Linked DNA regions of Homo sapiens: region 2 is linked to region 1. A link is a contact called in ENCODE Hi-C or POLR2A ChIA-PET data. All regions are on one chromosome and are shown on one strand. The core of a region is the stretch at or near the end of the contact, and the rest is flanking DNA. Distances in the headings are between cores, read along the strand shown.

The links. Hi-C counts contacts between places; a loop is a spot of excess contacts on that map. ChIA-PET counts read pairs that join two places held with the same protein, here RNA polymerase II (POLR2A). Pooled maps may share reads with other maps.
Region 2: a loop to region 1 is called in a pooled map, with 4 times the contacts of the local background. The contact joins the promoter of FN3KRP here to the promoter of CSNK1D in region 1. A Hi-C loop is called at or near these places in 2 of 50 pooled maps. POLR2A ChIA-PET finds 5 or more read pairs at or near these places in 3 of 52 experiments (A549, CD4-positive, alpha-beta T cell and H1).

The regions. Positions count from the first base shown.
Region 1 is chr17:82,271,140-82,275,177 of GRCh38, reverse strand. CSNK1D (casein kinase 1 delta) reads left to right here and starts at 1,478. Exons shown (of 9, transcript NM_001893.6): 1 at 1,478-1,872. The coding sequence starts at 1,797. It overlaps LOC124904089 (a long non-coding RNA gene), which reads right to left and starts at 1,400. Exons shown (of 2, transcript XR_007065953.1): 1 at 105-1,400. RefSeq lists silencers at 1,339-1,548, 1,789-1,978, 2,029-2,078.
Region 2 is chr17:82,715,386-82,719,312 of GRCh38, reverse strand. It overlaps FN3KRP (fructosamine 3 kinase related protein), which reads right to left and starts at 2,607. Exons shown (of 6, transcript NM_024619.4): 1 at 2,417-2,607; 2 at 256-407. The coding sequence starts at 2,557. It overlaps LOC101929552 (a long non-coding RNA gene), which reads left to right and starts at 3,060. Exons shown (of 2, transcript NR_136400.1): 1 at 3,060-3,746. RefSeq lists silencers at 2,281-2,370, 2,451-2,530, 2,551-2,790.

The DNA.
Region 1 (4,038 bases), core at 229-2,728:
TCCCAGGGCTCCTGCCATCCCCACTACACCACAGCCCAGTCCGTGTGCACGGGTTATAGAGTCAAGACACAAACACACAAAAGCCAGGCAGACGGGCACAGTACCTGCCGCAGCTGCATGAAGCTTGGGGCACTATGGGTGAGAAGAGCTAGAAATGTTGGGGCCATCAGAGCCCAGGAGGACCAGCCGAGGGAGGAGCAGCTGACAGGTGGGCAGGTGCCCCTAGTCAGGGACAGCAGGACTCCCCAGGAAGAAGGATCACAGCCACCCGTGGGAGAGCTGGACTCTGTTCATCAACAGAAAAGCCGTGAGCGATTCCGCCAACAAGGTCAGTTTTACTAGTCTGGCAGCCCCCCACCCCCGGCTTCTGTAACTCAGAAACTGGGCAGTTCCGACTGCCCATCCCTCATTAGTGACTGATGGTGGTCTGGCCGGCGGCATCTCCTGTCTCCAGGCCCTGCTATGTAATTTCGGGAATGGACGCCCGTCTCCCCGACCTGACCTCCAGCTGTTTGGAGCTGAGGGGTGGAGAGGAAAGACTGGGGGGTGGAGAAAGGCGAGCACCACTGTGGGGCCTGTGGGGGCTGCTTTCCTCTTCTGCAGTGACCTGGACGGGCTGAGGCTGCTGTCTCACTCACACGGCGGTGCCCACACCACAGCCCTGGTATGCTAATGCGTCAAAACACACCTTCACCTGTTTCACATTCTTGAGTTTCAGCGAGGATGCGACAGGTCTCGAGACACATGGACGTGGGACCATGGGGACGGGTTCTTCAAGGTCCCCATGCACCTGCAGCCTGGGGGGGCTTGTCTGAAGGGCTTTCTTCCCAGTGATGGGAATCAAAGGCCCCGATCTTTGAAGCTGGCCATCAGCCTGAACGTCCACTCCTTGTTTCCTTTGCAAGGAGGAACATTCAGATCCAACACAGATAAGAATGTTGACTCCGTCTCCAGGCCGCAGGGACTGGAGGGAGGCAGGTGGTCTGGCCTCATTTTGTGAAAGGTGGTGGCTTTGTCCTCAATCTTCAGGCTGGACATCAGGACCTCCCAGGGCGCGGGCCTGCTCTGTCTCTGGCCTTAGGTGTCAGGAGGTAAGGCCGCAGACGCTGACGTACTGGGATGCCCCAAGCCCGGGAACTGGCAGCCCAGTGAGGGGGTCTCACCTGTGTCCCCTGAGCCTGGCCTGTCACTCTGTCCACGCCTCAGCTACCTGTCCCCTCCTGCAAAGGGCACCGCCTGTCGCGAGGAACTCACCTGGCTTCCTCGACATCTCGGGGGACACACGAAAAGCCCCCGCGAGAGCAGCAGGAGCCTGCACGTGGAAGGGGCTGGCGGCCCGAGGTCCCGGGGTAACAGGAGGGCAGAGGGGCTGGGCACGGCGCAGGGTCGGGAGGAGGCCTGGAGCGCTCGCCCCGCCCGGCCCCGCCCCTGGAGCGCCGCGGCCCCGCCCCGCCGGGTTGCTAGGGGAAGTGACGTCACAGCGCGATGGCGGCGGCTCCTTTAGGCAGCTGAAAGGGGATTTAGGCCCGGAAGATCCGAGTCCATCCGCGGCGGGGAGAGGGCAAGCGGGACCGGTAGGGGCCGGAGCAGCGGCGGCGGCGCTCGGACTGTCCCATCCGCCCCGTATTGAGGCGCTGGGAGCGGCGGGGCGACAGGAAAGCGATGGTGAAAGCGGGGCCGTGAGGGGGGCGGAGCCGGGAGCCGGACCCGCAGTAGCGGCAGCAGCGGCGCCGCCTCCCAGAGTTCAGACCCAGGAAGCGGCCGGGAGGGCAGGAGCGAATCGGGCCGCCGCCGCCATGGAGCTGAGAGTCGGGAACAGGTACCGGCTGGGCCGGAAGATCGGCAGCGGCTCCTTCGGAGACATCTATCTCGGTGAGGCCCCGCCGCCCCCGCCCGCCGCCCGAAGACCCGGGCCCTGCGGCTGCCAAGACCAAGCGCGATCGCGGAAGGAAGTGGTGGCCCCCGCGGGGTCTCCGCGCAAGTCCCGGCACCGCCGGATCGTGGCCAGAACCCAACGGCCACTAGGCTAGCGCGGCCAGGGGTGGGGAGGGCAGTGGGGAGCGGACGTGGGGGAGGGGCAGGACCAGGTCGGGGGAGCAGGGTCTGGAGAGGGGAGGGTTGGGGAAGGAGGGGATAGGGGAGCTGACCCGGGGTGGGGCATGGTCTCTGGGGAGCCGACCTGGGTAGGGGCAGGGTCGTGGGGAGCGGACTCGGGAAGGGCTGGGTGGGGCGTGGGGAGGCGGGCCTGGGGGAGGGGCAGGGCGGGGGTGGGGGCAGCGGGCCGTGGGAGGGGAGGGGGTAGGGCTGGGGCCGCGAAGCGGGCGTCGGCTTCCTCTACGCCTAAGGTCACCGCAGTAAACAAAGGCCACGCTCTTTCTTCCGCAGCCCGGTCCGGGGCTGTCTGGCTGCCCCCTCAGAGGCTGCCCCGGTGTCTTGCATTCGTGGGGGAAAATGTCAGAAAGACCCAAATGCCGTGTGGAGCGGGGGAGTGGCCCGGCTAGGAGTGGGGCTTGCCCTCCCGCTGGGGGTTCTCTCTGAACGGTTCCCCTTGGCCTTGGAGCGGTGACTGAGTGCAAATGAGCAAGGGTTAAGTTTAGGTGAATGTAGAGAAAGTCACACAGGATTAAGATGCTGGCAAGATGAGAGGCAGATGAGGTAGTTGTACTCATGAGGTGTCCTTTAGACTGTAACAGTCTCAAGGTAGATTTCAAAAACAATGGGATTAGAAGGTTTTGGGTTGTGTCATATTTACAATGGAAAAATATGCACGTGAACACAAGTGTGATGAAAGGTTGGCTTAAATCTTCAAGTTTGTAATTTTTTTTTTTTTCCTGAGACGGAGTTTCGCTCTTGTTGCCCAGGTTGGAGTGCAATGGCGTGATCTCGGCTCACCGCAACCTCTGCCTCCCAGGTTCAAGCGATTCTCCTGCCTCAGCCTCCCGAAAAGCTGGGATCACAGGCGTGCGCCACCACGCCTGGCTAATTTCGTATTTTTAGTAGAGACGGGGTTTCTTCATGTTGGTCAAGGCTGGTCTCGAACTCCGGACCTCAAGTGATCCGCCCAGTTCGGCCTCCCGAAGTGCTGGGAAGCCACCGCGCCTGGCCCAAGTTTGTAATTTTAAAGTAACTTAATTTTCCGCACTTGTTAGTGGGATTGTGCAATGCACGAGTTATTCCAAGATCCCCTGAATTTGAGGATATGTAGCCTGAGGCGGTGTGCCTGCAGAGGGGCTGCTGCAGACCTTTGAGGGGAGCTGTTTTCTGTTCCAGCAGCCCTAGCTTTGGGGTGTGTTTTAACTGGGGCACCTGTCAGCTAGGGTCAGGAATCCCCTGGGATGTCAGTAATGCCTCTGGTCATACCTTTTAGATGAAGCCACATGTGGACAGTCTCCAGTTCTCACACCCTTCCCACTTGTCACCAGAGAGAGGACTCAGGACCCGGTGGGCTGACAGCGTTAGGACGAATCCACACATATGGGTGGCTCATACTTTCGGTGCCTGGTTAACCTGCCAGGTGACCCTGTCACATGCCATATTGTTGCTTTTGAACCTGTACATATGCCTTAGTGGACTGCTGAGTAAGCAGGCTTTAGACATTTGGGTTTGGCTATTAAACATTTATACCAGGTGGTCAGCTGGATGTGTTCTTGGCAGTGTTTGGGAAGTCAGAGTGCTTGGTCAATGGAAGTCGTTTGGCTTATTTATAGAACAATGGATTTTGGCGAAAGTTTTAACCCCAGGATCTGAGTTACACTGCAAAGCCAGTCCATTAGCCACCTTTAGGCAGGCATCAAAAAGGAGTATTTTGGGCCGGGTGTGGTGGCTCACGCCTGTAATCCCAGCACTTTGGGAAGCTGAGGTGGGCGGGTCGCTTGAGGTCAGGAGACCAGCCTGGCCAAAGTGGCGAAACCCCATCTCTACTAAAAATACAAAAATTGGCCAGGCGTGGTGGTGGCTGCCTGTAATTCCAGCTACTTGGGAGGCTGAGGCACGAGAATTGCTTGAACCTGGGAGGCGGAGGTTGCAGTGAGCCAAGAT
Region 2 (3,927 bases), core at 1,358-3,857, 440 kb before region 1:
TCAGTCATCAGAGAACCACTTGGTGGAAAAGAAAGCCAGCTGGGGGCTGGTGTGAGGGTGCACCTGCTCAGATGCTCAGATAACAAAGCCAGCCGGGGCGGGGCATGAAGCCAGCTGGGGGGTGGTGTGAACACACACCTGCTCAGATAATAAAGCCAGCCAGTGGGTGGTGTGAAGACACACATAATAAAACAAGGTGTGAAGACACACCTGCTCAGGTAATAAAGCCAGGTGGGGGGTGGTGTGAAGATGCACCTGCTCAGATGCCTCATGTCCATGTGCTCCATCACCAGCACGCTCCCGCCGCCTGGGGCATCCAGAACCTTGATGGGCTTGGGCACTTTCACCGTGTTTGTTTTCAGGATGGCAGTTAAACTTGCCATCTCACCTTCAAACATTCTTCTGGCCTGTCAGAAAAATACGAGAGGAAGTGGAAATACAGGGAGGCAAGGTTACTTCCGGAAGGTTCTGTAGATATGTTTTCCTCTAGCATTACAACTTCAAACCAAGACTATCCTGACTGAGGATTCCATACACATGGACAGTGTTTTCAAACACACTTGCCAACAGGGTAGGCTACAGGTTCAGAGGCTGTACTGGAAGAAGAGGGCTTGAGCTTTCCAGTGTTGGACTACACTTGTGTGCTGTGGTTGAATTGGGAGGTTCTCTGGAGAGAGGAAAATCGAAGGCACTAATATTCCACTAAGATCCGGCAACAGTGGGACTGTGAACATGGGTTACCTGTCAGTGTCCTCAGACGACACCTCAACTGCAGTCCTGTTCCACCTACAGGACACAGACTCACCCGACCTCTCAGGTGCAGGCGGCACCCTGGCTGCCTATGCCAGTGACCTGGGGTCACTTTTCACCTGAAGAGACCACCAAGTTCCATGCCACCTCCTGCCCAGCACTGGAAACCACCTCATCTTGAGATGCCGTTTCCATCCAACTCCCCGGGACCACAGCAACTCCTCCCTTGGGTCCCCCTGGCTCACCACACAGCAGTGATCCCTAGAGTAGAAGTCAGAGCCAGCGGCCTTTCCTTTCCTCCTGCTACACACACCACTGCCCTGCCTGCTCTCCCATCCTCATCTGGGGCTCCACCCTTACACACACAGACACATAACACACACACACAACATATACAGACACACAACACACACACAACACATACAGACACACAACACACACAACATACGACTTACAGACACACCATACACACACAACACACAGACACACACACACAACATACACAGCAGTGATCCCCGCAGAACAGGTCAGGGCCAGCGGCCTTTCTTTTTCTCCTGAGACACACACCACTGCCCTGCCCACTCTCCCATCCTCACCTGGGGCTCCACCCTTACACACACACAGACACACAATACATACACACAACATACAAACATTACAAACATACACACATACAACGTACACACACACAACATACACATAGACACACACACTCTCCTCGTGCTCCTGACTTCCAGCTGTCTTCATCCTTCTTTCAGTTCTTCAGAGTCCCCACCTCCTCAGCCTCAGAGCCCCACCACAGCTGCCATGTCACCGCTGCTAGGAACACTCTTTTTTTTTTGAGACGGAGTCTCATTCAGTCACCCAGCAGGCTGGAGTGCAGTGGCGCGATCTCGACTCACTGCAACCTCTGCCTCCTGGGTTCAAGCGATTCTTCTGCCTCAGCCTCCCGAGTAGCTGGGATTACAGGCGCCCGCCACCACGCCCAGCTAATTTTTGTATTTTTAATAGAGACGGGGGTTTCACCTTGTTGGCCAGGCTGGTCTCGAACTCCTGACTTCGCGCTCCACCCACCTCTGTCTCCCAAAGTGCTGGGATTACAGGCGTGAGCCACCGCGCCCGGCCCGAGAATGAGTCTAACAGAAGGACAGAGCATGCCAGGGTGTGGTGAGGCGCAGCAGCTGGCCTGGGGGCAGCACCTTCGCCCCGTTTCACAACGTACTGACCGAGGCTCACGGGGGATGGACACCTCCAGAGTCACTTAAGCTGAGGACTTAAGCAGCTTCCCCGGCTAGAACGACCCCACTTAACCAGCACCGCAGGGCAGGAACCCCGGGAGCAAGACTGCAGCAGCCAGTCCCGCCCCATTTCACGTAGCGCCCCCGAGAGAAAGTTCACGGAGAACAGGAGGTGTGGGGCGGCCGCGGTTCCTGCTCCGGACAGTTCCCCGCAGGTGCAAACTCCTCCGGACGCCCCGGACGCTTCCGCCGCCCCCGTTCACCGCTCGCCCCGCGCAAAGGGTTCCCCGCAAGGGGCGGCGGCGGCAGTCCCGGGAGAGCCACCCACGGCCTCCGGCGGGAGAAGCCCAGGCCGCGCCCCGCGCCGAGGCCCGCGACCCTCTCCGGAAAGAAACCGGTCCCCCGGCCCGCCCGACCCGCTGCCTGACCTCCGCCTTGGGGTTCACTTTCACGAACACTCGTCCTTGATCCGTGTCGTAGCTCCGGCCCTGGCTGATGCACCCGCCCCCCGAGTGGCCCGTGGCCCTGACAGAGCTGCAGCCCAGCTCGCGCCTCAGGAGCTCCTCCATGTTCCCGCCGCGGCCGCGGACCCGCCCCGGATCTGGCGGAGACTCGAGAGACGGCGGCCGAGCGGGCAAACATGAGTCCGCGCGAGGATTGGGCGGGGGGCGGGTGGGGGCGGGGCCCGGCCGCAGAGACAAGCGCTAGGATTGGGTGGCGGGAAGGGGCGGGCGTGGCCGCAGAGATGAGCGCTGGGATTGAGGGGCGGGAAGGGGAGGGGCCGGGAGGCAGGTAGGCGCGGGGGATTGGGTGGGGGTGAGATGACGTCAGGGGGCGGGGCCTGACCGACCCCGACCCAGACGGTTTGGGTTCAACTCTCCTGCACAAAATAAGTGGAAATGCTGATGGAAATAGTTAGAATATATTTTCTAAAGAGCTGACCCACTAGCAAGGGGCATCAGCCCAAGGTCTGGGTGCCGGGAGCCCAGAATGTTAAGATTGCTTTCGCCCGGGCGTTTGCTGAACCCGAGGAACAGAGCTCCTGATGTGGGGAGTGGCGGGCGCGCTCGGGGTGCACGTGCAACGGAGACACCGCCCCTAAACCTGGGGCCCTGAGGCTAACAGCTAACAGTGGCCCTGCCGTTACGGCCAGTGTCAGGTGCCAGCTGGGCTGGACCAGGAATTCCCAGAAACCTGGCAAGGCATGATTTGGGGTGGGTCGTGCTGAGGGCCACACCATCCGCTTCCCCGCTTCTGAGGCCTTCCGACCTGGGCTGAGCCCGGCTACCCGAGTCCCGGGGTCTCCGGCTCACAGACTTCTCGGCCTCCGTAATTGCAAACGCCAGCTCCCCCAGTCCATCTCCTGTCCTGGATCTACGTCTATATCCTACTGGATCCGTCTCTCTGGAGAACCCTAATACAGCTGTCAACACAAGGATGAACTAACTACAAGAAGGCCTGAATAGGAACTCTCCCAGGGGACGAAGAGGTTTCAGCCTTCAGCAAAGGATGGTTCATAGAAACCGTTCGCATAGTCGGCCCTCCACGGACTGCAACCCTAGTTAATATTACCTACAGTAAACAAAAAATTCAAGTATAGATTTTAGTCTAAAGCAAATAGGAAATGTCGCTTCCCTGGACGTTGGGAGAAGCAAACACGAATCCTCTCCTGAGGCCGGAAGCGGTGGCTCACGCCTGTAATCCCAGCACTTTGGGAGGCTGAGGCGGGCGGATCATTTTATAACTATCTATTAAATGGTACATATGTGTGTGTTCACGCACTTTTCTGTGTGTATACCGCATTTCATAATTTTAAAAAGCAAAAAAGATTAGCGGGGCGTGGTGGCGGGCGCTTGTAATCCCAGATACTCGGGAGGCTGAGGCAGGAGAATCGCTTGAACCCGGGAGGCGGAGGTTGCAGTGAGCTGAGATCCCGCCA